Linked DNA regions of Homo sapiens: region 2 is linked to region 1. A link is a loop called in an ENCODE intact Hi-C map of the cell type or tissue named here. Cell type or tissue: heart left ventricle. All regions are shown on one strand. Each heading gives the region's core, and the rest is flanking DNA. Links, peaks and the distances in the headings are about the cores only. Region 1 overlaps LOC102724465 (a long non-coding RNA gene). Region 2 has its middle 160 kb from the start of LINC00052.

Region 1 (16,489 bases), core at 3,650-11,649:
TGCAACTACAGATTCAAGCCACTGTGCCAGGCCAACCACTAATTTTGTGGTTTGGTCGAATTTGTTTTTAGATCAAAAGACCTGAGATACTTATTTTTTCCCACACATGCAGAATTTAAAGGAGACATAGAATGCAAATGGCATATGAGGCCATATCTGACACACCTCTAAGTACCTCTTAGGAGGCCACCTGAAGGACTGAGGGAAGACGCTGGGCTAAATGACAAAATACTGCCATTTGGTAGTGCTCCAAGGCACATTTGAGGGGCTTGAAGTCTCCCTCTTACCTGTTTCCAAACTCCTTCATGCAGCTGAGGGAAATGACTCTACATTTAGAATTATAGGGTGGGAAGAACACTCTTAACAGTAGGCAATTGAAAATGGCCTACAGGACCCTATAGAAGAGAACCTTATAACACTAAGCAACGTATTTATTGTGGGTGACCGACCATCTACTCATGGCCAGGAAGCATGAACAGTAGAAATGGTTGTTTTCTCAGTAGAGACCACTTACTCTACCCTATGGGTCACTCTCTCATACTCACTTGAGGATAAATCACTCAGCAGGATAGAGCATCCTTCATTCCTTAAGGTCATCGTCATGTAACTGACAAAACATAAAACCTAATATTAGAACCAAACCATTTTTAACATAGTTACACATGTGATCTAGCCAACAGACTAAGTAAGGGCTGATAAAGCCTGGGTCAAAAATAGATCTATGGAATCTATGGAGTTGCAGGAAAGAACAGACTGAGAAAGCAATTACATGTTTTCTAAATGGTGTGCAAAGGAAAGGAATAAATCAAAATTAATTATGACATACATTCTCAGGATAAACAGGCTTTGAAAGGTCACTGCGAGCAGCCAGGAAACTGAATACCATTAGGAAAAACAAATGCAAAGTTTTGACTATTTTAACAAGTCATTTTAATATAGTTGACAAAGTAGAAATTAATCCCTATCTGCAGGCAGCCCCAAACCCTAATGAAAAACCCTGGCAGAATAGAGATGAAAAGGGTATCTGACCCCAAAGAGATGCCCTCTGCCCATAAGAGGAAGCCATTATACAGAAGGTTGGCAAGTGATTAAAAACTACAATGGTAGTGAGATATAGCTGAGATAAAGAACCATTTAAGTAAAATGTATAGAAACCATCAACTCCCAATATCTTAATCTCAGTAAAAAAAAAAAATTCTCTTGCTGAAGCCTTATCAGTGGTACAGATTTTATTTAGCCTTAGGGGATGTATAAGAAGTGATGCGGCATGCCCCACTTGGGGAAGGAAAACAAGTGTGGCCTTTCCATCTCTATTTCCTTAAATGTGCCCCAGTTATCGTATCAGGATCCCTGAATATTTTTCTAATGGCTTAATTCTCCCAGAATGCACTATTTGCATTTTTCCAAACTGTATTTTCTTCTTCCTATTTTCTTACCATGTTGTAAACCCTCTAGGTTCACTCTGTTAACCAAATCAGCATCCTTGTCAAATTTAATTAATACACTGTGTGCTTCCCCTTCCACATCATTACGAAAGATGCTGAATAAGACAGGGTCCATGTCAACATATTCCCAAAAGCCTGTCATTTCTAGTACGTTCCCTCTGCATGCAGCCAGCCAGTTCTCCACTGCTGCAAATGTTCACTTCTAAGACAATTTAAATGCCCTGATGGGCTATCGTTTTGTGAAGTGCTCTGTGCAATGTGTTAATCAAGTCAAGACCAGGGACATTCACTGTATTCTATTTGTCCACTCATTTGCTAATTAAAGCCAATAATGAAGTTAAAATTTGTCTGGCAAGATTTCCTTCATTATTAGTGCTACAATTAGGTTTGTATTTCTTGTTCTTCTCATTTAGATGTTTACACACACACACACACACACAGTTAAAATCTTAAAACCTGGGCATTTTCTACTTTACTGTTAAGAAAATCAAGTTCAATTTTGAGCCTACTAATTATAGATTATCATTCTGAAAGAATTGCCTAGCAGTCCAATGATTAATGTCTTACTTTTTTAATTCCAAGGGCAGTCAAAGCAGATCCTGGAGTTCTGGCCAGAGATTGGCTCTGGGTTGGGTTTTACAGGACTGGGTTAGGAATAGAGGATTCCTGCTGAATACAACTCCAGTTGCCAAGGACAATCTAGCAACCCAAAGTCCACTGTGAAAAGCTGAAGTTTAAGCAAAAGGGTAACAAAAATCTATCAAATCCAGAAGTGAGAAGCAAGAATAAAAGAAGGCTTTACAGAGGCCAACTGGTGATTAGAAATGGAATCCAAACAAGAGATCAAGAAGGTACTGAGTGAGAATGTTACAATAATTTCCTTGAGCACTGGAACAGAACATTAAATTATTTTGAGAGACTCTGAGTTAGCAGCTGGAGCTTGCTGACGAAATTAAAGGGTGGATAGAAACCACCAATCATTATCATCATCATCACCAACCCAGGAGGCAAGTATTTTTAATATAGAATGTGAGAATTTAGAACAGGAGGGCTCTTGAAATAATCAACATCTCCTTTGGGTTCCAATCCTCCTGCATCTCATATGCTTCATTCTGCATTCACAGTGAAAGTGCTCCAGATGGAGACAATGACACTGGGGGATGTTCAGAGAAGTTTGGCACAGCTACAGCACAGAAGGGAGGTCCAAACTGATGCAGCATATTGTGCAAGGAGGGTGTCAAAGAGCTGAGACTTGAAGAGGTTAACAAAGGCCAAAGAAGCAAGACCTTGTTCAATGTATGAGGAGGTTTTCACAGTATCCCAAGAACAATTGGAAGTCACTGAGGGTTTCAAGCAAGGCAATGACATAATTTTCTCTGCAGTTTGGAAAGCTGAGTCTGGAGGCAAGCTGCACACTGAGTGTGCAGTTTTACGTAAGACTAGAGTCGGGAGACCCAAGAGGGATCTGTTGTAGGAGTCCTGGACAAAGTCAAACATGGCCTGAACTGAGTGATGGTAAGAAAAAACATCGTCATTTCCGACAGTGTCAGAAAGTGCACTAGACATAGAGGATAGATTAGAGGGAGATGTCAAAGGCTGCCCCCAGGTGTTCCACTTGAGCAATCAGGGCTGGTTCTACCATTCACTACACAGGGTATAACTGAGGAAAGTGGGTATGGGGGAAAGATTAATAAATTGGATAACTAATATAATCATAACCACATTTATTGAGGTTTATCTCTTTGTTGGTCACTTATGTGTTTCCAAATATTAATCTCATGGGATTTTCCCACTGCCACTATGAGATGGGGGAAAAATAACTGAAGACACACAGTTGGTCAGGCATAGAGCCAGATTCTAAACCAAGCAGTCTGGTTGCAGAAGCCTGGAGTTGGGCTGAGTCCACAATATGTCTACATGGAAGGGCCTCACAGGTCTCAATCTTAGGAGAGAGGTCTAGACCAGTAGTTCTCAGTGTTTATAGTCTGAAGGGATTCATAAAAACAAAACAAAACAAAACAAAACAACAGATGTTTTATTTCTGAACTTTAAGCATTAATTATTTAAACCTTCCACATGACAAATATTATGCTATAGGCACAGGAAAGAGCATGGAAAGAGCATTTGCTCCAATCCCTACCTCCTTAGCCATGTATTTCTCACTACAGCTCACTGCTCCTGCCCCAGTGAATAGCATCAGACAATTGGGAAAACACAGGATGATCTTCTTTTTACCTCTGAGCCTTGAAACGGGACTCCTCTTTCCTTAATCTTGGATACATATGAGAATCACTCACATAGGATTTGAAAATGTAGATGCTTAAGCCCCACTCCAGATCTACTACATATGAATCACTGGGTTTTTATTGCTGCCGTTGCTGCTGTTGTTTACAGTTTAAGAAATATTTCAAGTGTGTAGCTGCGCAGTCAAGATTCACTGTCCCATAGACTAAAAACTCCTCTACAAGTGAAAGTACTAAAGGCTAAACTACTAAAGAATAAAAAAAAAAAGGGGGGGATTTGACAGTCTTCGATGAAATAGAACCCTCACTATTTTACTTTTTATTTTAGGTTTAGGGGCACATGTGCATGTTTATTATACAGGGAAATTGCATGTCACAGGGGTTTGGTGTACTGGTGATTTTGTCACGTAGATAATAAGCATAATACCCAATAGGTAGTTTTTCGATCCTCACCCTCCTCCCACTCTCCACCCGCAAGTAGGTCCCAGTGTCTGCTGTTCCCTTCTTTGTGTCCATGTGCACTCAATCTTTAGTTCCCACTTATATGTGTTTAGCTGTGATCCCACCCAAATTCTCATCTTGAATTGTAGTTCCCATTATCCCCACATGTCATGGGAGGGAGTCGGTGGGAGGTAATTGAATCATGGGGACTATTACCTCCATGTTGTTCTCATGATAGTAAGTGAGTTCTCCTGAGATCTGATGGTTTTACAAGGGGTTTTCTTCCCCTTCACTCTGCACTTCTTGCTGCCACTATGTGAAGAAGGACATGTTTGCTTCCTCTTCTGCCATGATTGTAAGTTGCCTGAGGCCTCCCCAGCCCTGCAGAACTGTGAGTCAATAAAACCTCTTTCCTTTATAAATTACCCAGTCTCAGGTATTTTTTCACAGCAGCGTGAGAACAGACTAATACAGGAATGAAATGGTTTGGCTGTGTCCCCACCTAAATCTCATCTTGAATTGTGGTTCCTATAATCCCCACATGTCATGGAGGGGAACACAGTGAAAGGTAAATGAATCATGGAAGCAGTTACCTCCATGCTGTTCTCATGACAGTGAGTGAATTCTCATGATATCTGATGGTTTTAAAAGGGGCATTTCCCCTACTTCCCTCTACAGTTCTCCTTGCTGCCACCATGTGAAGAAAGACGTGTTTGCTTTCCCTTCCACCATGATTGTAAGTTTCCTGAGGCCTCCCCAGTTATGCTGAACTGTGAGCCAATTAAACCTCTTTCCTTTATAAATTACCCGGTCTTGGGTATATCTGTATTAGCAGCATGAGAACAGACTAATACATCCACTTATAAGTGAGAACATGTAGTATTTGGTTTTCTGCCCTGTGTTAGTTCACTTAATAGCCTCTAGATCCATCCATGTTACTGCAAAAGACATGATCTCATTCTTTTTTATGGCTGTGTAGTATTCCATGGTATATACATACCACATTTCCTTTATCTAGTCTACCACTGATGGGCATTTAAGTTGATTCCATGTCTTCACTACTGTGAATAGTGCTACAATAAACATAAACATGCATGTGTCTTTACGGTAGAATGATTTCTATCACTTTGGATATATACCCAGTAATGGGGCTGCTGGGTCAATTGGTAGTTCTGTTTTGAGTTCTTTGAGAAATAGTCAAATTGCTTTGCACAATGGCTGAACTCATTTACCTTCTCACTAGCAGTATAAAAGTGTTCCCTTTTTTTCCACAACCTCACCAGTATGTGTTATTTTTAAACTTTTGCTGCTGTTGTTCCTAGTTTATGAAGTATTTGAAGTATGCAGCTGCAGTCAAGACTCACTGTCTCAGAAACTGAAAATACCTCTGAAAGCATAAATACTAAAGAGAGAGAGAGAGAGCCAAACCATCAGGATTTGTTAGATTCCTAGAAGAAATAGAACATTCATTATTTAAAATAGTTTATATTCCAAGCACTAAATGACACGCTTTGCATATCTTAAATTAATTTCACCTTGAACAAGAAAGTAGCTTCAATAATTAGCATTTTATTAATGGGGAAACAGAGTCACAATGAGATTAGAATTAGTTCCCATGGTGATATAATGGTTGACCCAGTCTAACTGCACTTTTTTACTACAGTAATTTTACAAAGATGCTCTCTCTCTCCTGCACCAATACCAGCTCAGATGCTTTTTTATTCTTATCAAAATGCTCTATGGTCCAAGATAAATTGGTAGTACACTGGGAGTGAGAAGAATGAAGAAACTAAGGCAGATCAGATGGAAAGGCCAGTCTTATAGAAGTCCATTGAGAAAAGTACCAACTGAAAATTCTGTCACCCACAAGTGCATCAGCATGCAGCTCTCAGGGATAGCTATGCCTAATCCACCCTTATCTGAAACAAAAAGCCAAATTATTATTTCAAGAGAAAGCTGTGTGTATAAGGTGCAGTCTTGGGGAGCAAAGCAGAGAGCTGAGTCCATATAGGATTGGGGAAAGTATGGAGTTTCTGGACTGGGGGACTTTAACAAGCAATTAGTGTGTAGGGATTGCTTGAACTTTAGCTGCAGAAGTTTAGGCACTCAAGTGAGGCTGGTTCTGATTGGCTGACTTTCAGAAAGGCAGTCACTAGAATGAGGACGTTGCCAATTGACTGATTTCAGAAACATGGTGTTGTCACTGATGGGCTTACCCTTCAGAAGTTGGATTACTTGAGCTAGTTGTCACTGATCAATGAAGCATATTTAAGACCAGCTCTTATAGTTATTTTTGCCTTGATGACAGAGCAAATTTTCCTAGGAGGATAGAAACTTTTATTTTCAAGAGTTGGTCAGAACATGCTGCTCCAAGATCCTCTGGTTAGGAGGCATGGAAAGGCAACTGGACCCTTAATTGACATTTATCGGGATTGAGCTACAAGTAAGAAGGTATTGGTAGACTTAAAGTGCACCCTGAATGATCATCTCTAATCAGTATTTCCCTGAAAAGAATTATTAGCTTATAGATTTCAGTCTAGTATTTATAAAATACTCATTCCAGTTGAGTATTTATAAAAACTAAAGCAAACTTAAAAAAAAATCCAATTGAATCTGCCTGAATCTTTAAAGTCTTACTTTCTGTATTTATATTCTTTAAACACTTAGGGCTCTTTGCTGTTGCTGTGCTTAACTCTTTTAATAAACTGATCAGTTTTGGTTATAAAAGAAGATTATCAAGTGAGAAAGCCTGCTAATGTCAGCCAGTTTGTATACCTAGGGCAAAAGCCTAGCTGTGTGGATTATGAAGTCATAGCCAAACCTCCATTAGTCACCTGACAGCTGTCTTCAGTAAACTACCTATGTGGAATTAAAACTCTCATGAGTGTGCTACTGTCATAATTAAGCTTAAACTCCATTATGACCATACCATCACAGAATCCTTCTCCATCCAATAAACTTCTCCCATACCCTTACACTCCATTTCCCCAACAAAAGAGAATAACCATTTCTGAGTGATATTGATTTTTTACATCGTGGGTAGTGAAGATAAATAGCCCTGGTGTACATTTGGTTTTGGCTATTTCTACACAGTACCTAAACAACTGGCTTGTTCTTTTAATTCAGTGAAAACCAAATATCAGACCTACTTTCATAGAATTTTATGTATCACATAAACAGTTTAATTTTTTACATTTTATTTTATTTTAAACTTTTCAGCTGGCTGCTTCTGTGTTAATGCAAAGATGCAAACTTTACTGGTCTTCATTTGTTCCAATTGAGTTACAGTCTGAGACTATCTGAATGACTCCAACAATCTGAATATTTTTTCAGTCAATTCAGTTATTTCTGTCATGAGGCCAGCCAGGCGCTAAGCTGTCTGATAACCATTCAGCTCCTTTCAGTCACTAGGCTGATGCCATTAAGATTGCCTTGGCTGTTTGAATGAAATATCACCATGCATTCTGAAGCATCCATTTGCAATATGATGATTAGGTGTCGGATATCATGGTTCTCTCCCTCAGTTTCTCCTTTTACACAATTATGGCATGAATCTCAGGGCTGTAGGGGCTTTTACAAATGAAATTACACAAAGCACTTGTCTTAGTGTATTTGGGATGCTGTAACAAAAATATCATAGACTGGGTAATTTACAAACAACATAAATTTATTGCTCACAGTTCTGGTAGCCGGGAAGTCCAAGAACAAGGCACCAGCAGATTCATTGTGTGGTGAGGACTCACCCTCTGCTGTGAACATGGTGCCTTCTAGCTGTAACCTTATATGGCAGAAAGAGCAAACAAGCTCACTGAAAGCTGTTTTTATAAGAGCATTAATTCCTTTCATGTGGGCAGCACTCTTATGACCTAATCATCTCCCAAAGCCTCCACCTCTTAATACCATCACGCTGGGGATTAGGACTCAACATATGAATTGTGGAAGTTGGGTGATGGGAGGGACACAAACATTCAACCCATAGAAGCACTTTATAAATTTAAAATGAAAAAAACACACTGTAAAAATTTCAAAGAGTCTTCCAATGTGTCTTTATCTATTTTGATGTTCTTGAAGGGGTGTCCCTTCTCCGTGGTGAGCACCTCCCCTGGTGTTCATAATCCCAGTCATTCTAACTTCTTTTGAGTCACTTGTCTATCTATTAGGTCCGCTCTTTCTTTGACTTTTGTTATCTCTTATCCCTTGGCTTCTTCCTCTTTGCCTGTAATTGTCCTCAAACTCCCATTCTGCCATCCTTCCCTCTCCTTTGCTTCCTCTGTTTGTCATTTCCTAGTTACACTCCAATACCTGGTTTCTGCAGCCATAGCCTTCTTAGATCTTATCAACATTCTAAGTGCCAAATACAAAGACACTTGCCAGGCTACAACTTGCATGATTTCATGTTAATATTTGACCAAGCTCCCCACTCCAACTTTCTCTTCCCTTAGCTTCTATAACTTACCCTTTGGTTTCTTTTATTGCCTCTCTGTCCCATCCCTCTCAGGCCCCTCTGCTTCTTTCTTGGCATTCAATGTGCATGTTCCCCATTTCTCATGCTTAAAAGTCCTCTCTTCTCATTCCTAATCTTTCTCACTCCATGCCTTGAAGTGACCCTGTATCATGAATGATTCCCAAATCAGTAGCTCCAATCTAAACTCTCTCTTGAGCAACAGGTTCATGTGTACACCTGGCTGCTACCCATTTTTAGATGCAGATTCAGAAAGCACAATGATTTCAAAATATACAGGGTCAAACCTACATCCCCACCTACCCTCCAAAATCAAGCTCTCCTACCTTACTCCCTCCTTTCAGTAGTGGCACCAAGATTCACCTTGTCACAAGGTTAGAAATATTGTAGATACAGGATGCCTTCCTCTTGCTTAAATCCTAAAGTCATATTGGCCACCAAGTCCAGTGACTTTTCCTCTCCGTTCCAACAGCTATCCCCTTGATTCAGGCTCTCACCATCTTGCTAGGCCCCAGTGTGAATTCCCTAACTGGATACCCTAACCCCAGGGCCTCTCCTCTCGGTCCCACCACAGTGAGTTAAATCTTGTCACTGCCCTGCTTAAAATTCTTCAGTGGCATCTCATGTCTTTTTTCAGGAGGTTATAAGCTATTTTTAGCAGTGTGACCTTTCTCTTCAAATATATTCTTTCATACAACTCTATTGTGTGAAGCAGAGGCACTCTGTGAGGCTCTGGATTTGGTGGATCTTAAGGGACCAGGATCCTCCCCAGCTCAGTCACTCTCTCTCTGCCAGATAGAGGCCCATGAGGCAGCTCCATAATGAAGGACTGATTGAAAATCATTGATGGTATAAAGTCCACATGATGTGAATTGATGTATCAGAGTATTGAGAGAGAATGACTATGACTACTACTATCACTCTCATGGCTACCTTGGCAGCTGGAACTAGAATTCTACTTACAGAGGACACAGGCTTTGAGAAAATACCTATTAAATCCTGGTGAGAAGTTGTGTTTGCCAAGGCTTAGGCCCTGGCTATTGCCAAGTTTTCTGAGAGAGGAAAGCATCTCATCTGCCTTAAAAATGAAGAAGGATTTCTATGTTTCTTTGAGGAGGAAAAGGCCAGATGACAAAAGAGAGGTTATATGAGAGAGAAACAGGAGAGAGAAAGCAGAGAAGAATATCAAGATGGAAGTAGTATGGGAAAAAATATTTTAAAAGGTACAATCCTGGTGGCAGTGTCTGAAAAGGGAGCTCAGAGAATAGTGATATCCAAGATGTTTTTAGAGATTTGGGAGTTGTTGTTTGTTATGTTTTGCTGCACATTACATAACAGAAACCCTCCCTATGACCCAAAGTGTTGAGTAATATGCTTTTGAAGGACTTTGCGAGTGTATTATCTTTGGAAAGTTTAAAGGGCTGACTTTTGCATCTAGACCAATGGACGGTAAAAGAAATAATATTTACAGATACAGAAAGTATGAGTACAATGGGCTTGGGAGAATAGCAGCCCCAGATATTTGCAGAAAAATGTGGGAAAGAATAAGGTGAACCCTAAGCCATGGTTTGGGAGAATCCTGAAATGGACAAATGTCTAGGGATCAGGAGATCCTAGTTGAAAATAATTGATAGTGCAATCTTTGAATTTATTAATCACATTCAAAATAGCTCACTGATGAAACTAAGCATTGTACGGAAGGCTGTTTCACAAAGAACAGGATGCTGGGGGCTCCTGAAGTTGCAAAAGAGACCAAACTCATTCAGAACTAGCTCCAGAAAAAGTTCATATAAAGATATGCATACTAAAATAAAGGTGAGGAAGTAGAATCAGGATCTTACAGCTACTGAAAACTTTTCAAGCAGAACTCTCCTAGCCACATGGATTCCAGATGCTGCATCGTTTTGAGCATCTCTTCTTTCTATAACTTTTAGCTTTCTCTGTTTTATTATTACTGTTCATATAACTGACGGTATCCTCCAGCCCAAAGGTTACATGACCCTTTGATTCTAGCACCCACAACCACTAGACTGACTTCCTGTCTATGTCATTTAATTCCAATTTGATGGACGGAGAATGCAATAGGTTTGACTGGAGTGGGGTTCACCTCTAGGCTAATTTGCTGTGGCCAAGAGGTGGGGTCACATTATACACAAGGTCACTTTGGGTAAAGTGAGCAAGAAAACAATGGTTTACATATAAAATATAATTATTCCCCTGCTTCTTCTCTCTTAGCTTTACTGACTTGGCTAGGTACACGCTTGTGGATGAATGCTGAGATGTTTCCAGAAGATGGCAGTTCAGCTTTTCTCAGTTTGGTGGTACATAGAGAAACGGGAGACAATCTCCAGAGATAAGTGAAAGGTTTGTTTCACTTATAACAAGAACTTTGGAAGACTCAGGGATTTTACAGCAGAATCTCAAATCTTATGACAGTTTTCCCACTGAGAATTTGTGTCACTGACATCATTCTCTGCATGCAAGCATATCATCTTTTACATAATAGATATATTCCTCAAAGGTTGTGTGTGAACCAAATTTTTATATTTGGGAGACAGTTCTAATCTCAGTTTCTTCACCTATACAATGGGGGAAATCAAATTCTATTTCAAACTCACCAGTGAAGCATGATTTTATTTAACGAGCCACGCTGTGAATTTTCTCTGTGGTTGGAATACTGGTCCACTAATTGATCTGTTTTGCAAATTTGGATTTTTATCTATCAGGCTTTCCTGAATGCAACTTAGAAAGGTAAACAGTAGCTTTAGAGAGAGCCTAAGTGCTACAAAAATAAAAGTAGTTACAAGCTGAATGCGAAACCCAGAACTCTGGGTTCCGCTCAGCAATTTAAACAAATTACATCAATTCAGGGATGATGATCAGTGATCCAAAGTAACTGAATTCTTCTTTTTTTCAAGTTCTTTGTATTTTAATAGTCTCTGACTCTGTAAGTAACAAGCAAGGTTCTGTTAAGAACCCATTTCAAATTTCTGTTTAAAAGCTCTGCTCTTCACCTTTGAAGAAATGGAGCTCATGAAGTTAAGTAAACAGATTGCAGATGGCGCACCACATTCACTCGGAAAACATGCTGATTACTCAGCAAAATGGCATTTAGCACCACAAAAAAAGCCAAGAGCTGAGTTACTACATCAAATCCTCAGTGGAATCCAATATCCCCACCTGTGGGATGCCGGCAATTGTGTCTAAAAATGCAATTACCAGAAGGGAAGAAAAACAGATTTACTCTCTTTCACGAGGAACGGAATCATGAAAAGGGTCTTTCCTCATGGAGTAAGTACACTGGAAGCATAGTTTATTCTGTCTTGATGCCCACTAATGGTCTGACCGTCCCCCATTATATCGTTGCTAGGTGAAATATGGCTTTATTATTTGCATCTAGAATTATATCACAGTCCTCTCTCCTAGGCAATCACCGAGCCTGTTGTACCAGCACCAAGATAGAGCTACTACAAAAATTAATAAGTAGGGCCAATGTTTATTTTTCCAGAAAGGTGAGCTTTTCAGAATCCTTTTCTTCTCACAATACATTAAGGTGTTGTAAGCATAAAACTAAACTGAGTGAATGAGAAATGGTAATTGAACACCATCAAAACACTCTACATTTGGAGAGAAGGGAGTATACAGTGATCAATAAAACTCAGAACACTGACATGGTTTAAATGAGTCCCCCATTGGTTCCCCAATATTCAGGATACCAAAGGTGCTGAAACTACTCTTCAGGAAGTAAGCAGGGGTAATTTCCAGGATGACAGGGAGGATAATAAACTTTGAAGAAAGATTGGATTGTACTTCCTTTAGCTCTAAAGTAGAGGTACTTGAGGTCATCATAAGCCAATAGGTACATAGACAGATACCTCCTGCATTCCCTTCCAAAAACACTCAAGATAGAAGACAATGGGGATTCGGTCAATAATAGTGTAGAAAGATGTCAGAAAAGATGGTGCTTCAGAAGCCGAGGAAATACTTTGCAGAACGAAAAACTGAAAGATATTCATTATATATATATATATATATATATATATATATATACACACACACATATATATATACACATATATATATACACACATATATATATACACACATATATATATACACACATATATATATACACACATATATATATACACATATTATATATATATATATATATATATATATGCAGGCAGCCAGTGTAAGTTAGGATGAAAAGGGACACACACAAGAGAAGCACAAGCCTATTTCTCTTTCCCTAAATCTGTATGATCTAAGGCAAATCACCTCACTGCTCTGGGACCTCATCTCTCTGACATGTAAAACATTTTAAGAGTAACTGCAGATTTACCTCTTCAATACTTCTTCCAGGTTCTGGAATCAGGAGGTAAAAATCCTGAGTAGTTGATGAGGTTGGGAAGACTGGGGGAAATATCTTACCACCAAATGCCAACCGGTAGATTCCATGGAAGGTATAAAAACATTTACCACTTCCAAATATGGAAGCACCCTCTACCTACTAAATGGAGACTGCTTGCAAGCATGTATGCATTATTTAGGTATTATGCATTGATTTGTATGTGTATGTGAATTTAATAAGTAATTTAGTGGCAGATAGCTACATAATTATATTCCTTTAATCACCAGCAGACCTCCAGACAGGACTCAAAATCTGTATTTCTCCACTCCTTGCCTGGCAGGTCTCAGAAGGTCAAGGTTTTTCGTTGCCCTGGCAACAGCTGATAGCATCACTACCACCTGAAGCCGCCCAGGGGGCTGCAGGCTCTGCAGCACTGTAAGCGGTTATGATGTTATCCCAGTTGCTGGGGAAACGCACAACCTTGCACCAGGCAGGTGGGTAACCGTGGAGTCGATTTCCAAGCATTCTGCCTTTAACAGTCTACACTGGCAAATGTATTCATCGCTGCATAAATTCTATGAACAATTTGGGATCTTAAAGAGTTTTAGTCATGTGTTCTCTTTTTAAAAAGCTCTTAAATGGTTCACCTTTACTGCTTGAAATGTAGTGCTTCTATGAAAAAAATAAAAACAGGTTTATTATTGCTCTATTTTAAATGAAATTGCCACCCACACTAAAATATGCCAGAGTAACTCCTCCCCAGTGTCTCTGCCCCGCTAATCAAGTCTGCATATTTTTTTTAGGTTGCTCTCTATCTACAGGGGAAAAAAATAAAAAAAAGTATCTTAAGATAATATTGGATCTTGAAAAGTAGACTCATAAAAGCAGAGAAGTCCTGTTCATCATTTGAGTCATCCTTGATTGGCTTTCTTTTAAAATGCATCTTCTGTCTTTCTTATAACCAAGGGCTTTAAAATTCAAATGTTCATGAACACCAGCTTTATTAAAATTAAGGCTTGGGGAAATGGCTTGGAAAAGGGAGAAAAGAATATTACCCAACCATTTAAAAGATGCTAATTAATGAAGTTCTAAAGCCCAGAGAGGGCATTTGATACAACAAGGGTTTCTCTACAAGGAAAAATAAAAAGCATCTAAAAACAAAAAATTTAAAAAAACCCTCAGAATAAAATAAAATTGAAGTAGATTAACTCAAATCTTCCCCCAGCTTCTGGAGAGGCCTTGGGAGTTTTGCTATACTCTAAGAACTTGAGTTTGCGTGCCTATGAACTGAACGCATTTACATTTTCTGGTCCAGCTCCATGCCAGCCTTTTAGCCACTGGGGACCTGCCTTGAATGTGCAATGCAAGGCATTTCACCTACTTGGTTTTTATCCACTGCTTGTCCTCAGCAGCAATCACATACTCAGCCCTGGTTAAAAGGGAATGCGGGAAGAGAGGCTACCCAGATGGATGGCTCCATTCTGCCCCATCTTTCTTACCCACAAGCTCCTTTCACTTTTAATTATGGAGAGGAGAACACATTCTCTTTTCTCCATTCTCCACCTCTCTTAGCTCATTCATCCACTGCAGCTTAGAATTGGAGCTTGCAGCAGTATTTTCCCTTCACGTGTTAAACATCGGTGGATGCTTTCAAAGCGTCTATAGTTAAGCTTGTATCAACCTTGCCAATGTTTCCCCACACTCAACAGAGGAAGATATGTTTGATTTTATCTTTTTATTACTCACCATTGTGATAGTCTTGTCTTGTATTCTACAGGAATCTCTCTCTCTCTCTCCGGATATTGCTGTGGGCCAAAAATGGAAAATCTCCATTGAGTGAAAAATAGATTCGTTGGTACCGAAATAAATAAATAATCCCAGTTCTGTAACAGAAAATCATTTTCTGGGGCCTGATAATGATTTCCTAATACTGAGATATCAATCAGATGATCCATTTGTTGTCTACTGGGGCTGGAGAAGGGATTAGTCTGTGGAAGAAAATGGGATGATCCACTGGGTGAAGGCTGATGAAGGGAGGAGAAGGGTGCATAGTCAGGCAGTCAATGTCAGGACTCGGAAAACAGGGTTTCGAAGAGCCTGTGCAACACATCTCCTCTGTAAATATCCAAGTACCCTCCCTCTCACCCTCCACCTCCTCCAGGCCAGGGTCAGATGTTGTATGTCGTAGCTCTGCATGTCTAAGCGTAACATGAAGGAAAGAGGTGCCCCCATGCCTTTGCACAGGCTGTGCTGTCTTCTAGAATGTTTTCCTCTTCTTTCCTGCTCATCTGTCCCTTGGTGATAATCATAATATACAGCCATTAAAATTAGTAACAGCTAAGGTCACCTTGTGTCAGGCACCTTGCTAAGTGCTTTATATAGCTCTTGCATGTTCACCACAATCCTATGAAGTAAGTATTCTATTTCCTACTTTTCTGATGAGGAGTGTGGGTCTTGGAGAGCTTAGGTTACTGGCACAAGGGCATATAGGTTAGCAGCAGCAGCAAAATAATTTATCCATCCAAAGCCTATGTTCTTAACCACCATAAAAGATGCAGCTCAAAGGTTACTTATTTTAGGAACCCTCTTACTTCACCAGAAAAGAAAAAAATTTACCCTCTTTCCCCTCACTCAGTGTTCAGATATTTTGTATAAACTTCTCTTAGAGGACTTATCGTACTGGATTGCAATTAGTGGAATTATTTTAATTACTTTTTATGGCTGATACAGTTTTGCAGTCTTGGCACCAAACTTACCTGACACATAGCAATTGCTCAATAAATGTTTGCAGAAAAGGAGGAATAATGGATAGAATGAATAAACAGTGAGGCAAAACAGCACAGCCCCTGGGCCCTTTGGACACAGAGACCTGGATGTCTCCTTTTTAGCCAACTGAGATGAGGATATAGCTCTTTTCCTTTCATTGAACACTTGAAATATGTCAGCCAGAGAGGCTGAGTCAGGGAGAGGCCAGGTGAGCTGACTGCAGGCTGACGCCCACATCCAATCTAATACCTACCTCCACCTTCATCCTTAAAAGGGGTGAGGTAGGCTGGATTGACTCTATACTCCTAGGGTTGGGATTAGGTTAGAAGAAAAATAATGTCTCACAATCTCCATCTTAAAGGCCCAGCAGGTCAGGACCCAAACCTTCACAGGAGGGGCAAGAGCCAAACTAGCACAGAGCAGAAGAAAGACCATCACTCCATAGAGGGGTGACCCATCTGCACTGTGCTGCAGAGGCCTTCTCTAACCAAGAGAGAAAGAAATACATCTAAATCTGGAATCTTATCCTATTTTGTCCTCAAAACTAGGCACGAGAGGCAGCAGCAGAGGGACCCTGGGTGAGTGGGGAGCAGGGCAGTCTGTAGTCTCTTGTAGGAACAAGGTGGATGTGGAGGGGTGGCCACCACTTGGGCAATTTCCCAGCTGCTAAAGATCATACAGTTAACCCTCTGTGATTAAAGCGACATTTATTTATAGTTTTCTCTTAGATATGTTGTATTGTCTGTGTGTCTCATTTTTCCTCAACATACAACTCAAT
Region 2 (16,489 bases), core at 3,359-11,358, 240 kb after region 1:
AAGCTAATATTAAATGCTTATTATATGCAAACACAGTGTTAAGTTCTTTACTTTCAGTGTGTTATTTAACCTGCCCTGTAACCTTTGAGATAGATGCAACTATTAGCCTTAGTTCACAAACCTGCAAAAAGGGGCTTCAAAGGTTAAAGCGGCTTGCCCAGAGGCACATGTTTGGAAAGTGGCAGAGCACAGAATAGAAAGCAGATAATTTGATTTCAAGCATCCCATTCCTCTGGTCTTGTCTACTTCACTGAATGTGGCACTCCCCAAACCAGGTGAGTCAGAGGAGGGAAGATGGAAAGACAGTTGGATGAAAAGGAAGGAAAAGTAGGGAATGGAAGAGAGGGGAGTAGAGGGGATGGGAGGGGAAGGTACCAGTGGAAAAGGGGCATGGGAGGGGAATATTACAGCTGATAACGGATGAGCCAAAGAAATGTGCAGGGTGATTGAGGAACAATTTCCATATGCCTGTATTCTTCCCATGACCCAGATTAAGACCCTTCAATCCCGAAGACAGTACCCCCATCACAGTGGGGAGAGAAATTCAATGAGGACTATGCTGGGAGGGGAAGAGGGATGAGTGCCTGCCTAGAACCTTTTCTGAATCCCTTTGCATTTTTTAATAAGATTCAAAACCATAAATTATGTAAAGCCAGAGAGCTAAAAGGGCAGACCCTTTCTGGAGTTCATTTCAACTCTGAAGTTCAGAACACTTTTAATGGCATAATTGCAAAAGGCAAAAATCTATTTGAGTGAAAACTTCTCTTTGAACAAAGAATGCATTCGCAGACAGTGGTGCAGTGTTCCTCTCTCTGTCACCAGGGCCTGGGGAGCTGGGGGGAGGAGCAGAAAAAGAAACCATGACTTGAGAGGGGACAAGGATTTTGCCGAGAGCCTTCAGGCTCCTTTTGCTGTCCTAGAAATTAGTCAAGCTGATTTTTCTTTTGGATTGGGAGTCAGCCTGTCCTGAAGACTGGAGACATGATGTTAAAATTAAGACAATCTGCTAATATATTTGCTCTTTTAAAAATAATCTATTTATGTTTTGAAATACATGATATCTGCACATGGTTAAAATATAAAATTAGGAAGTCCTAAAGGGCATATGTTGAAATTCAAATCTTCTTCCCAACCTTGTCCTCAACTTTTCAGTTCTCCTGCCCAAAGACACCTATTCCTTCCAGATTCTTGTGTTCCTTCCCACAAAAATTCTCTGCATAAATAAGCATTCCCATTTATGGACTATTGTGAGTTACTAGAAGTGTAAACCCTAAATCCTGAAGCCTGGGTTTGGCAAGTTTCTGTCTGTCCTTTCGATTGGTGATCAAGTGGGGATAATGTTGGGTATACCTTACAGGGCTGTTGTGAAGATTGAGTTAATAATTGTAAATCTTTAAAATACCAAATGGTACATTCACCCAATATATGTTAGCTGCTGTTACATAAGTTTACCCTTTTCACATATGAATGGTCAAATACTATGATACTGTACTGAGTCTTGCATTTGACACCTAACAGTGTACTTTATAGAGCTCCCTCATAATCCCAGAATCATATTTCACCTTATGAGTGTGCTGTAACTAATTGAACCAGCTTACTGCGAGTGGATATTTAGGCAATTTCCCATCTCTTGCTGTCAAAATGCTATGGCAATGATGATCCTTGCATATGCCTCTCTGGTTACAGGTGCAAGTATATCTGAAGGATGCCATTAGTCAGCCTAGGAGAAACTAGACTGCAGCAATAAATAAGTTCTAATTGCACTGTGGCTTAATACAACAGAAGGTTTAGTTCTCACTTACATTCTAGTCTATCGCAAATCATCTCATGGTCCTTGGCGCTCTCCTCCTTAAATGTTGACTCAGGTATCCCAGATCCCAGCTACTTCTAAACTACAACTCTACATTTTGGAGATTTTTGCTGCCAGCCTTGTGAACTGTGGATAGAGAGAGCATGAGCACACATACCTGCTTATACAGCTCAGGTAGGAAGTAGCACATCACATCTGCTCACAGTCCCACTGCTGAGAACTCAATCTCGTGGTTCCACCCTAACCATTAGTGTGACTGGGGAAACATAATCTTCTAGGGTCTCCAGGAAGAGGAGACAGTGTAGTGAGGGCATAGTGTTCTTTGAGTCAGGATGAAATCTAGCAATTAACTCACTTACTCATTTTGTAGATTCCATACCAATTAAAGAATTCATTTAATATAACTGTGAAACACATAATGACAGAAAGTTCTATGAATTAAATAATGCATTTTAAACAGTACATGCATTCTATCAATTATAATTCTATTTATACTGAAAAATAATATAAATAATATTAAAATGAGCCATGTTACTTATTCTATCAATAATGATTGGTACACATATAAACCCCAAGACTTCTTGAAATAATTCTGCTGTCTCCAGGAGTTAGTGGGTCGAAGATCAGATGTTTGTTTCTGTGTCAAGGTGCTCAAAATTTAGCCATAGTCATTGTTGTGGTACTGCATGAACAGGTGTATTCAAGTCTATTCTAATTCTACAGGGCTGAAACTGCTGAGGAGCTCAGAATTATCTTCCTCTTTGCAGTCACACGCCTCTCCACAATCCATTTTCAGTACAGTGGTCAGTGATCTTTTACAAATGTAGACCAGATCATGTCACTCCCTTCAGGGGCTCCCATTACTCTTAGAATACACTAATCTTAACCATGGCCTCCAATGCCTGGAATAATCTGGCCCCTTCCCACTGGCCCCATTTCCTTCATTTCACAGGAATGCCCCCTTTACTCACTTTGATCAGATTGACTTTTTTTCTTTTTTCTTTTACTTGCCATGACCTTTTCCTTTGACTGTTCTATTTCCCCTGCCCAGAACACTTATCACCCCCTGTCCACATACCAAGCTTAGTGTCACTGCCAGTTGAGACTCAGCTCAGAAGGTGTGCTTCCTTCCCTCCTCAAAGGGGCCTCTCCAAGCTACTCTCTGTCATATCACCCCACCTAGTTCCTTTAGATATTTTTTCCAAAGTAAATATCAAATTTATTTGTTATTTGTAGGTTTACTGTGCTGTTTCTGTCACCAGAATACAAGTTCCACGAGGGCAAGGTTAATGTCGGTATCGTTTACTGCCATATGTGCAGCATCCAGAAACGCACAGACTGTATATAGTCTGTATACTCAGCAGGGCCATGGTGACAAGTCACTTAATCACTTCAGAGGGCAGTATGCATCTTACATTCTGTTAAATGGCTTAGTAAAACCAGGTTTTCCCAGTTAGAGGTTTTTTGTTGCTGTTTTTGTTTGTTTGTTTGTTTGTTTGTTTGTTTTGACTTAAGACTTTACTTCTATTACCCAGCTTACCCTGGGAATAGTAGTAATATGAATTATTTTATCTTTCACTTGAAGTGTTTTGGTGAAAGAAAGTGTGGAGAGGAAAAAGAGAGAGGATGTTGTTCGGAAGTGAAGAGCACGTGATAAAATAAACAGGACTGGAGGAAAAGAAAAGCGTAACACTGAGTGACTTGGAGAGTTTATTTTCTGAACTTGCACAAGGCTAGTAGCAGGTGATGAAAGCAAAACATGAGACTTCTCAGGAAGGGGCCTGAGGAGGACAGGGTGGATACTATATTATCTGCACTGGGGCACCACTTGTTCCTAATACAGCAACTAGAAGCAGTGGAAATAAATGGTTTAACATGTCTGGAATGCTGACATTACCATTAACAGTGAATAACTGTTGTCTTAATTGAGGCTGGGGTTGAAGAGACATGGGGTCAAAATTGAATACGATTTGGACTCCAAGGTCCTCTTAGTTCAGTTGGGGAACAAGAGAAGATGACTTTGGTTATAGCTCAGCAAAAACAATCACAGGTACTTTGGGAGAACAGAGGATGAACATCAATTTAAGCTGGAACGTGGGTAATGGGAGGCTTCCTGGAGGAGACAGTACCTAAACTGAGTCTTGAGGAGTCTGAGTTGGGCAAATAAAGAACATTGACAACATCCCACTAGGGAAGGTGACCTCCAACTCCAGGGAGATGGAACCAGGCCTACATTGCGCTACTAGCATTCCCAGGAGTAGAAGTATCTCCCTGCTTCCAAGCCAAGGTGTCTCTCTAGCGCACCATTTGGAGAGATGACTTGACGTGAACTTTTCTAAGGCTTTCATTCACCTGCTTGGTGAAAATGTTACAAAAACCATCATAAAATCAAGGGTAGAGCTGATCAAGAGACTGCCTGAAGGAAATTCCTAAACTACTACTCATAGTCCCTGCTACCATTTTTGAGGGTTTATTCTGTCTTTGGGCATTGTTCTTAGCCTTCACATGCCATTTATCATTCAGAAAAGGGAAGGAAAACAATCAAGATTTACCTATCACCTTGTCTACTAGGTGTTGTTATAGTTGTTTTATTAACATTAATCTATTCAATATTAATCTGGTTTATTTTATCTTATACTATATCTTAACTATAACAACAAGTAGTAGATGAGGTGTTATTATAGTTGTTTAATTGGCATTAGCCTCTTCCATAGGCATCGAAAACTACAAGTGGGTAAGTAATAGTAACTTCTTAAAAATAGTAACCATTTTATAAGTCAAAAACCTGATAGAGAAAACCCACCTATTGCTGAGGGCCCAAGAGGGTGTAGGCTCTGGGTTAGACCCTTTGCATATATGAGTTCATTTAGCTTTTCAGCTACCATGTAGAGGAAGTTTCATCTTCAATCTCAATTTTTACAGGTCAAAATAGTGAAGTTGTGAAAGCAGGTTGCCTAACCTATATCACCCTATAAAATGCTATACACAGTGCCCACTTTTTTCCACCACACTTCTTTTAGGTTTTAGAGCAGCATATCTCAAAGTTAAATGTGCATTTGAGTCACCTGATGACTTGTTAAAATGTAGATTCCCATTCGGTAAGTCTGCAGTGTAGCCTGAGACACTCTTCTGGGTGAGGCCCAGGCTGTTGGCCCAAGGATCACACTTGGAGCAGTGAGGTTCTAATCTAGATAAATGTCTGTTTGCCAGGTAGGAAGTTCTGCCTTAAGGCTAATGTACTTCCTTAGTGAGGAAAACTAGGGCTTAGAGAGTTTGGATTTCTTATCTGTACTAATTGACCTTTGCCAACGACAAATGCCAGACTGTGAGCTAGAGAGCCATGCCGTGTCCTGCTGTGTCATGAACTAACTCCTATGAATGTTCTCCTCTCAAATCTGCAAGAGGGCCTCTTCCAAAAGGCTGCAGTGGTATGAGATAAGGTTTAATGGAGACAGGAGCTTAATCTGTTGACTCGGATACTGGATGGCAGGAGTTAGGTCTGGAGGTTTATAGGACTCAGATCAGATGTTCTACCTTCAGGAAAGAGAAACACAGTGTGTTTTATTACTTTCTCAGAGATAATTTGGTGGCGATCCCCATACTACATAAACTCTATATTAGTGTCTTTTTGAAATACAACTACAAATAGCAAGAACACTGAAAATATTTCACTATGTTTTTTTTCCAGGAGTTGCAAACATTGGAAAATTTAGTAGGAACACAGAGAAGAAAAGCCAAGTCATATTAAGGTTGTCTGCAAGACTTCTACCTTCAAAGATGTTTAAGCACTTGTTCTATGGTTGTTTGGGAGGGTATAGCATGTAGTTTGTTTGGGAGAGTCTAGCATGGAGTTTCCATACTACAGAGAGGAAACAAAATAGACACACCTGTTTCACGTATCCAAGGAATATTCAAGCAAGATGAACAGTCAAGCATAAGACCCAACAGTATTTGCCCATGCTCTAAACCTCCAGCCACGAGATCATTTTCCATGAGAGGAGGTAGGAAGATCATTCTCGCCTGAGAAATGAAATGGAGATGTGGTAGGAAATGTCATGCCTTGGGTGCATGAGCCTTATTTCAATAATCAATCACCCAAATTGAATCGCTTATTTATACATCTGATTGTCTTTGCATTATTTAGAAGGTATTTAATGACAGCCAGCCTGACAGCATGCATCTAACACATGCCAGATAGATTTAGAAGACTTGGAAACATCTCTTTCTAATTGTTTGGACAGGCATATTGATTGCTATTTCCTCTTTCAGGGTTCTGTAAAGCACTTTATGTCATTTGCATGCTGCACACACATACATACACAGACACACATGTAGAGAATAAGCAATGCCCCATGCAAAGTAGGAACCTGCAGGAGGCATCTCTCTTAAATGGGGAATGGTGTATCTAAAGCCAAGAAGTCAGGTGACAAGGGCCTGATTTCTACGTAGCTGGTAGGCCCAGATCCCATGCAGGAGGTGAAGAGAGCTGAACTCTCCAGGGTGGGTAAAAAGCCTGACATTATTTTGTGTGTTCTCCAGGTCTGGAAAGCATGACAGCCTTTGCAGACAGGCTGTGTTCTGCTGTGTTCTGATTATCTGACACTCTCCCCAGGACACTGAAGGAAATGGCCCAGAGTTAGGGCAGGGGGTGAGATTGGTTCTTGCTTTTTTCATTTCTGCAGAACAGCCCACAGGGCCTGAAGAGACGCTGCCCTTTGGAGTGTATCAATGACTGGGAGGCAGAGCTCAGCAGACTGTGTGACTCAGAAGCTCTGCTCCTCCCTGTCCTCACCTCGCACTGGTGTTTCCATAGAGTGGCTTTATTACACTGCCGGGTTTCCTTGGATATTAAATATAAGAAATGAAAAAGTAACGACATTAATATCCTGGTAGATGATGGCTTTTTGAGCTTATGTCTGTCTCTTGGGGGAAAAAGTAACTTTGATGTGCTGTGTATCTTCTGCTTACGGGGGATTCTTTTTTCTTCTTTCTCCCTATCAAAGTTTATTCTGCAGTCCTCTTTTCTCTCCCAGCCTGCCCTTAAGGGGAATTTGTGTGACAAGAGAGTGCCTTAACTGCAGCACTCCCAGAGGCCGAGGCTTCAGGGAGCTGCCTCTGCATCCAGGATTCCAAGCCCCCAACACAGACTCCACTCCCCCAGAATCCCTGCTTGTTTGTGTTTGGCAGAGGGTGACCTCCTGCTCAGAGCAAGGGAACTTGGAGAGACTCGCAGCTAGCAAATAACTTTTGCAGAATGACATCTTGATGAGTAAATTAATCTAAAAGGCACCGAGTTTCTTCTCTTGATGTTTCCAAGGTAAAGCTCAGGATAGGAGGGTGACAGCCATTTTTCAAGCCAGGAAGTCCTTTGTCAATGGTCACTGACACTTTGATGAATTCACAGGGCTCTTTGGTTTCAGGCCACCCATGGCTAAACCAACATGCAAACCCGACTTGACACACATGCTTCCCACCTTCTCCCCTCAGACACTCCATCTGCTGGTTTCTCTGCCTCTGGCTCAGCATTGGAGTTCCACTCAGGACCATGACCCGAGTGCTGAGCAGAGCAAGGTGAGGAGGCGTGCGGCTGAGTAGGGAGGTAAGCAAGAAGGCAAAGCACCCAACAGTGAGAGTGGGGACTGAATTAGCAAAAGACAGATAGATCCACTTTGCCTTGGGAGTGGATGAAGAGGGATGGAGGAAGTGACATGGGTGTAAGGTTTTGAAGGAGGAATAGGAGCCCTGCAGTGGGAGAGCAGCCTGTGCTGTGAAGGGGTGAGATAGCAGAGCACGAACTCTGATTGACAGGAAAGTCCTTCTGTAGGCTCCACATTTCACCTGGATGAGCCTCGCTGAGGGACTCTTCAAAGGCATCCACATGTCTTTTGCCAGTTGACCCTACACAGGGGATATTGCAGCTCCTCAGAGGAGGAGAGTGGGTGTCCTGGTGGTGCAAGGTCTGGAGTGTACTGGGAAAAGTAGGAGCTATAAAGCATTACCCCTGCAGGACCACTGCCTGAGCCTTTGCTCTATGCGTAAGTTTTCTGTTTAGAGATTATTCTGCTCTTAGATAGAGGAAGAGAATGGGGAGTGGGTGCTAGATGAGAGGTTGAAGGAGGAAATTGAAGATCTACACTCCTCACCATGAACAAAGAACTCGTCTTCCTACAGGCTTCTGCAAACCCAAAGAGGGAACAGTCCCCTCACCTCTAAAGTGGGATTGTTTGTTATCATAGAAACCTCCCCAGGCCCCCAGGAGATGTCAGCTGTTCTCTGAGATCTTTCACAATGTAAAAGGTCTTTAAATATCAGCTCGGCATCCAAGGATCCAAAGCCCCAAGTCCCTCTTGGCCCCACCCGCCTCCCCGCTCCCCTCTCTTCCATCCTCTCTTCCCCTGCCCTGTTTATTTTTAGTGACGATAAACCCAGCTCTTGATCTGGAGAGTTGATCTTTTTGAGTAAATTTAATTAACTACATTTTTAACTCCACTCTCCTCGGCCTTGGCAGGAATGAGCCATTGGTCTTACAGATGACTGGCCTGATGGGAAGGGTAAAAGAAGAGAGTAGAGACGATGCCATAGCCAGCAGCCCCCTCTTTCCTCTCTTTTTTGAAAGACGTCAGCTAATGATACCATTCTGGACCATTGAAGTCACTGAAGACGCAGGATTGGAGACAGAGGAAGGTGGGGAGGGAAGGGAGGAGGAGGTTCTAAGCCTGACATTGGCCATGTGATGAATGAAGTGCCACTTCAGGAACAGGTGTGTGTGTATGTGTGTGAATGTGAGTGTATGCGTGCATGTGCACATGTGTGCACATGCCTCTGTGTCCCTGGCATGGAGCTAACCACTCTGCTGTTACTGCTGTTGTTGGCATCGTCTGTGGCCTCCTGCCAGGGTGATAAATGACAAAGGAGAAAAGCAGTCTGTTTTTTCTGCCTGTATTTTCCCCCTTTGTTTTTATTAAACAATGATTATTAATATTAGAAATGGAACACTGCTACAAAAAGCCATTTTCAGTTAATAAGGCTGTCGCTGCTGCCTGGGGAGTTAATAGAAGGCCAAGGAAGCCATGTGAGGACCATTTAATAGCTGCATTATCAAAGCGGGTCAGAAGTGTGAGATGCAGCCGGCACAGGCAAGGCTGGCCAGTTCCAGTTGGGGTGCACTGGCCAGGTCCCCCACTCCTCACAGGGACCGGGGTCATGCCTGGGTGTGCACAGCTGTTGGGTCACAGGCCAACTGTGTGCAAGGAGCTTGGGGAGCAGCCCTCCCAGCCCACAGCTGTGAAAACATTGGCTGGGCCTCCAGGCAGGCCAGGCAGGTCTGTCCCAGAACAGGGAGGCTACGGCCCCCAGACGAGGCCTCGCCACTTTCCTGCAGATGGTGAGGATCAGGGCGTTTTTTCTCTACCTCACCCTGGGTCGTGACCAGCCTTAGGATGGGAAGCTTGGCAAAAGGAAAATTACTGGGGGCGGGTCTTTGAAATTGTGGAGCTGCTTGATATTTAGAGAAAAAGGAAATTAGGAAGCCAATTCCTGGTATGTTTGCGTCCTGACTTCAGAAGGGTGAGAGCTAGGAGGTGAGATGAGTACCTACCTGCTGTGGGTCCTGGTGAAAGTGATTCCCTCCTGCCATAAAGAAAAGAGGGAGGATGACTGAGCCCTGGGTGTCTGTTTGTCTTCTGGGTTGGTACGGCTGAGAAACAATATCTACCATTCACATAGGAATCCTGATGTCTAAATGAGATGCACTTTTTCCTCTAAAATAAGAACAGCAGTCACCCACCACAAAATGTTAATAATAAGCAGCCACCTTCTTACCAACCTTAAGAATATTGGAAGACACAATGAACAAGAGCAATTGGGTGCAGATGACATATTGCAAAAATGTGTTTGTATGTGATTGGCTGTGGGTGTAATGCATATGTATGTCCATGTATGCATCATCCTAGGGGTCTGAGGGTTTATTTGTTTGTCTTTGCTTGTGTTTAGACAGTGTGTGTCCATGCAGGTCTCCAGGCATGTGCATGAACACATCTGGGTATTGGTGTGAGTGTGCTCCGATGGAGAGGAAGGAACATCATCATCACCCCTTTTCCCAGTTCATTCCCCCACTCCCTTGGATGAAAATGCAGCCTGAAACCTTCTGTGGTGGAATCTGTGGGGTGTACTGCATAGCTTAAGAGCTATGCAGGGTGAGGGGGAGAAAAGGGAATCAGATCTGAGGAATGCGAATGAAATAATCATCATCCTGACAAAAATAGCACTTTGAAAGCGCCAGGGAAAGCAAGGTCCAGGATGTTTTTTTCTCTCATTTGAGCCTGGTTTACCCATCCTGGGGCATACAGTTGGTTCACCTTCGCCCCTAAACAGGAATAAGCTCTGCCTGCCCCATGTATCATTAGGAATCCATTAAACACCTATTACTTGCAAATGCTTCAGACATCCCAAGGAAGTGGTTGAGTGTCAAAGATCCTGCCCTTTGAAATGTGGCAGCACTTTGTAGTGTCCATACATATCTATTGAATGACAGGATGAAGAGACTGCATGAACAGACTACTAAGTACATCCTGCCTTCTTTGTCTTTCTGCCCAGTGAGGCAGCACATGCTATTTAACATGCAGAGTTCAGAAACCATCCCTACCATTCTCTAGATCCGAGCCTTTGCACATGGCCATCTGGCCAATCCCCTGTGACACTGTCCATCTGTGAAATGGCAACAGTCATAGAGAATACGGTATTTTAGAAGATGCTTTGAAATATTACATGTTAAAAAAACAAAGGGGATGTGGTTAACTTGGGTTTTCTTTCTTGTTCTGTCACTAGAAAATGAAACCAAGGGCAAATTTTTTTTAATATACTTTAAGTTCTGGGGTACATATGCAGAAAGTGCAGGTTTGTTACGTAGGTATACAGACGCCATGGTGGTTTGCTGCACCCATCAACCTGTCATCTACATTAGGTATTTCTCCTAATGCTATCCTCCCCAGTCCCCCAAACCCCGAAAGGCCCAGGTGTGTGATGTTCCCCTCCGTCTGTCTATGTGTTCTCATTTTTCAACTCCCGCTTATGAGTGAGAACATAGGGTGTTTGGTTTTCTGTTCTTTTGTTAGTTTGCTGAGAATGATGTTTCCAGCTTCATCCATGTCCCTGAAAAGGACATGAACTTATCCTTTGTTATGGCTGCATAGTATTCCACAGCATATATGTGCCACATTTTCTTTATCTGGTCTAAAATTTATGGGCATTTGGGTTGGTTCCAAGTCTTTGCTATTGTGAACAGTGCCACAATAAATATATGTGTGCATGTGTAATGATAGTAGAATGATTTATAATCCTTTGGGATTGCTGGGTCAAATTCCAAGGGCAACTTTTTTTTTTTTTTTTTTGAGACGGAGTCTCGCTCTGTCACCCAGGCCGGACTGCGGACTGCAGTGGCGCAATCTCGGCTCACTGCAAGCTCCGCTTCCCAAGGGCAACTTTTAAAGATAGAGCAAGTTTGTATGGTGGTTCCAAAAATGGGCTCAAGGATCTGAGATTCAAATCTGCCACTGTTAAGCTCTGTGACCTTCGGAAAGTGACTATATCACTCTGTAGCTCAGTCCCTTCATTCATAAAATAGAAATTTCTGATAGCTTGTTATGAGAGTCTCACAAAATAATGCATATTAACAGAGCCTGGCACATATTGAATTCTTGATAAAGAATAGCTATTGTTGTGACTATGTCTGGTAAAGGTGGAAGGTTTCTGGAAAGGAATAACCAAGGTTTCCCTTGAACCTCTTAAGCAAGTGGAATAAGAGTGGATAGAGTTGTTTTCCTACAGAGAATCTATGCCCTTCGTAATGAGCAGAAATAGATCACTCTGCTCTGATGAGAAAGGGTCTGCTATACTCTGTAGTTCAGACTCAGGAGAAAGACTGACCCTGCCAATGTCAGGATGAATGGCTGTAGATCTTCTTTGTGTTATCTCAGCTGTGGAGCCCCCAACACTCTCAGAACCCACTCATGCCAGCATTTGCTGAGAGACACTTAGAATGAGAAAGCTTTGAGTAGGATCTTCTGGAGGGAAAAGGCAGGTGACCACTGACCTTCAGAATTCAAAGATCTTTTCAAATGACCTGTGCTAGAGGCACAATTTGGATACTTGAAAGGGAGTCCTTAGCCACATTAAGTACCATTTGGAAAAGGGCAGCCTGAGGTTTTAAGTGCCGGTGCCAGTAGCTGACTAGCTTAATATCTGCGGTGGCTCATCCACCAATCAAAATGTGTTACCGTGGGCCAAGAAAAAATGAGAAGCATTGTCCGCACTTGTCCAGATAGCTCATTTGACTCACATGTTTTACTTTCCTTCCTGAATTGACATTCTTTGTTCCATGCACAAGTCTTGGACTTCCCAGAAAGACGTTGACCATGTATTGCCTATTGGTAATGTAATTTGGAGAAGGCATGAAAAGGCTTGATGCCAGATAGGTGCTAAATAAAAAAGACTGGGAAACAGAACCAGATTCTCCTCATCTAGGGCGGGCAAACTGTATGCTCAAGTCGCCCAGGTAGAGCATTGTGCCCTGGAAGCCAGCCAAAGTCTATGGGCAAGCTCAACAAGTTATCTTATAAGGAAGAAAAAAACATCGAGATCTCAAGAAATAATGGTTTTCAGCATAAGCATATAAATTTCTTGAACAATCAGAAGAGAAAGCCATGTTCTCCAGTTTTGTAATACCTGTTTCCAGTTAGCATCCAGGGCTTGGGAAGTAAGTCATTGTGGATACTTGGATTAAGAGACCACGAATGACAGGAATATGACAGGAATTAGAAAATTCTCTTAGGGTTTAGGTCTAAATTCCTAGACCATGAATGACAGCTCCGTAGGCTAATTGCTACAATCCTCAATACAGTGGTGGAATATGAGACAGAGTATCTGCACTACCTCAGAGTTGGGCAGGGTTGATCTTGGAGGTGAGTGTCCTCTTTATACACACCTATGACCTGGCTAGGGCTGGCAATCGTCTTCACTCAGGGCCTATCATAACTTCCGTAACCAGAAAAGTCACAGTGACTGAATGTGATCAGTTACCTCTGCTTCTGAAACATGATGGGGACCTTGTCCTCCCAGCCCTAGCCCCAGTCCAAAAAGGCAAGGCTGGACATTGTCCAGTCTCAAGAAGAAGAGAGCACTTGGAGGAATTTCCACACTCACTCTGGTTCAAAGCTCATCTGAGCATGGTCTCTGGTTTCAGAAAGCAAACAGTCTCGGGAAATGATTCTTAAATATATTCAACTGCAAAGCACCTGGAAAGTGCTTTCTGGAACATTTTTAAACACTAATGTATTAAACTTGTAATAACCAAATAGATATTTTTGTGGTAAATTAAATTATAACCTTTTCATACCAGCTACTAGTTTAAACAGATGATAAAGGTAGATATCAAAGCTTTAAGATAAAATGTAGGTACTTAAAATTTAAAAAATGATTTTTCCCAATCAACGCCTTTTTTCTCTCCTAATTGGAAAGCATGCATGATCACTTGGTTTCAGTTGTGGAACTCCTCAGCTTGGCTCCCAGCATGACAACTCACATAGCTGTGGTTTGAGACTACTACCCTAAGATAACTCACATAAATGGCAAGAACTCGATCATTGTCAAGGGCAGGATCAGGGGAAAGCAGAGAGTGAAGAAGACAAGAGCCCTCTGGTCTGTCAGGGAAGCATCTGAAGCCAGAACTCAGAGGGCATCTTCTTGGAGACACTGCAGGAGTCATTCTTCTCCAGTAAGGCTAGAAAAATGGGCCAAAAAAAATCTGTTCTAAGAAATGGGGATTTACAATTATAAATGATAGATCACAGGAAGAAAGTGATAGAAGGGGCCATCAGTGATTCAGGCAAGAGGTGGGAAACTAGTTTCAACTTGTGCCAGGTCTATTGATTGGTAGTGGCTTCCTGGTGTTCTGGGATGTGAAAGATGCTAAGACCATTTGGGGCACAGCAGAAAAGCAAGTAGTGACCCACGACATCTACTCAGGCAAACCTTGATCTAACTTCAGCACCCCATGGAGGAAGTGAACTCCAGAAAGAAATCAGACCATTTAGATGTAGGGCAGCACTACAACTCTGGCTTTTTGAATCCTGATTTACATATTAGAATCCAATTCAAATCAATGCATATCATGTTACTAAGTGTCCTGCTATATGCTAGGCTCTGGGCATACAAAAATCTCATCATATCTAAGTCACTTATATCCTGGGTTAACCATTTTTCTATGGTTAGAATAAGTTCTTCAACTGTTTTTCCATTTCTGGTTATCATTTTAAACCTGGGCAACTAGAAGAAGATATAAGAAAATTCCAACCGTCTTGCCTATGTGTTGCAATCTCTGTCAGGAATCTCGTGTGACCCAGGCTGCTTTCAGAAGATTTCAGTGTTATTCCCTTTATATTGCAGCCTAGAGTTACCACACTCTATGCAACACACTTAACCCCCCAAAATCACATGGGATCCTCATTTATAAACAGAGTTTGCTATCAAATATCTGATGGACATCAAAAGAGTCAAAATACCATTGAATGAATTAGTGGAACATTTTCTGGACCTATAGAGAGATGTTTGGATTTTGATAAACAAGAACATCTGCATTCTCTACCTGACCGCAGACGGTGTGGGGCTGTGCCTAACATCACCCCCAGCTCTGCCACAGAATTCTAGAAATGGCATCATCAAATCTCACAGTGGACCTGAGAAGGCTTAGCTGATTATTTCTCAGCTGACAACGCTGTTTTCCTTCCCTATTTACCCTGGAAAGAGCATGCCTTATTCACAAAGTGGATTATTAATGACAAATATGAATATGGAAATTCTTAACATAAATGAATATGTTATAAAGTCCAAAGGGAGCAGAGGCAAACAAGTGACTTTGGAGAGACTTGAGTCTGAGAAAATGCAGAAGAAAGAATGCCTGTGTGGAATGGGCTTGGATTGGAATAGAAAACTTATCTTGAAGGCCATTAGAGTTCCTGAAAGCCCTATCGGTCTCTTTGAGGCCAGATTGAATGAAGATTAAGCCTTTTTATCTGTAATAGCTTTTCAGTATGTCATGAGTGCAGCTGAGGAGGCTTGCACAGAGCACTGCCTCTGGGAACCGCACTGAGGGTGAGTCAAAGAGGCAGGATCATCCTTAAAGGCAGACAGCTCTCCCAGATCCAACATCGGAACTCTCTCAAACTCATGCATCAGCATCATCAAACCCTGAGTTTGATGCTTGAGCTGCATTAAGGGGCTGGAATAAGCTAGGGCAGAGCCATACTGTGGAATACTACACAGCCATTCAAAATGGATTTTTCAAAAATGTTTCAAGATAGCAAAAATTCTTATGGCATACTGTACTGTTAAATGAAAAAAAATGGAATTACACAAATCAATATGTGCTATGAGATTCTGTAGAAAGAAAGTGTGTGTATTGGCTAAAAAAAAGTCTATTGCAGTAGAATTTCATGCATTCTGTTCAAATTTTCTATATTTTTCCAAATTTCAAGTAAACATGTAAATTTTATAACTGAAAGAAATTTAAACAGATTGTTTTCTACCCTACCCTTGACTCAAACAATCAGAGATCTGAAGTGTTAAGATTCCCATTTACAGATTCCATAAGTTTTTTAAATTTCCAGTTAGAGATCCTAGATGCTACATTCTAGCATTTAATTTAATGATTCAAAAGTTCATTCTTTGGCCTAATTAAACTCACTGTTGCTACAATTTAAATTATGCATTATTCTATCTATGTTTAGGTGAAATACAAGCCTTTCAGGAATCCCTAAATCTGTCCTAAGTCTTTTCTTCTTCAAACTCAGTAAACTCTTTTTGGTTTCCATTTATAAGGGGTCTTATTTTCCATATCAAATTATTTCTGTTGTTCTTCCTGAATCGCTTTTCTTCGCTGTTTTTTTTTTTTTCTCTATTTTCATTTACAGAAAACTGAGGCCAGACTTGAAGGCAGGTTCTTAAAAAGGAGTTTATTTGCAAACACACACACATGCACACCTGCAAAAACCTGCACACTTTCCATTTATGTACAGATAAATCTTTAGGCAGTTTTCTCAACAGGAAGTTCACAGACCTTAGCAATGTTTCTTTATCTACTTAGCATCTACTAATTTCCATTATTATAATACTTACTCTCCTGCAAATTCTCTATATGCAAAATTCTAGTACACGTGATTTTAATTCTATGTACTTTTTACACATTAATGAGAATTGCAGTTTGAGTACATAAAAGTCACAAGTCATTCTGAGTTATCAAATTGAAATGCACTGGAATATATATAGAAAAATCACATCTAATAATATGGGAAGATGTCACAATATATTGTTAAGTTAGGTTAAATAAAAGACTACCAAACAATATATAAAAAAACAAGTTTTGGTAAAACTGTGAATACGCCTACAAGGGAAAAAACAGAAGGGCATGAATCAAAATGAATAACATTAGGTATCTCTGAATGGTGGCAATATAAACCGGTTCCTTATTTTTCCATGTTTGTAGTTTCTATTGATTTCCATGGAATATATATTTTAATATCCACAAGAATAAAGTAAATTTCAAGCAAAAAAAATATTTTGAAAATTTGTGTATAGGTCAAGCACATGAAAAAATATCCCTTACCCTGCATAATATCTAAAAATGGT

What was found. A loop is a pair of places that touch in the nucleus more often than their neighbours do. Peaks named below come from ENCODE experiments on the same cell type or tissue, not always from the same donor. Only the 100,000 strongest peaks of a DNase experiment are listed, where the experiment ranks them.
Region 2: it touches region 1 in a loop (2.2-fold over the local background); 1 of 110 quality-filtered maps calls a loop at or near these places.

The regions. Positions count from the first base shown.
Region 1 is chr15:87,487,057-87,503,545 of GRCh38, forward strand. LOC102724465 (a long non-coding RNA gene) reads right to left here. Exons shown (of 13, transcript NR_187944.1): 2 at 14,692-14,750. Among named protein-coding and RNA genes, the nearest start is that of LINC00052, 82 kb to the right of the region's middle. In heart left ventricle, for the core only: no CTCF peak of the experiment used is centred there; no DNase peak of the experiment used is centred there; H3K4me3 peaks cover 2,046 bases; H3K27ac peaks cover 4,444 bases.
Region 2 is chr15:87,726,655-87,743,143 of GRCh38, forward strand. No RefSeq gene overlaps it. Among named protein-coding and RNA genes, the nearest start is that of LINC00052, 160 kb to the left of the region's middle. In heart left ventricle, for the core only: no CTCF peak of the experiment used is centred there; no DNase peak of the experiment used is centred there.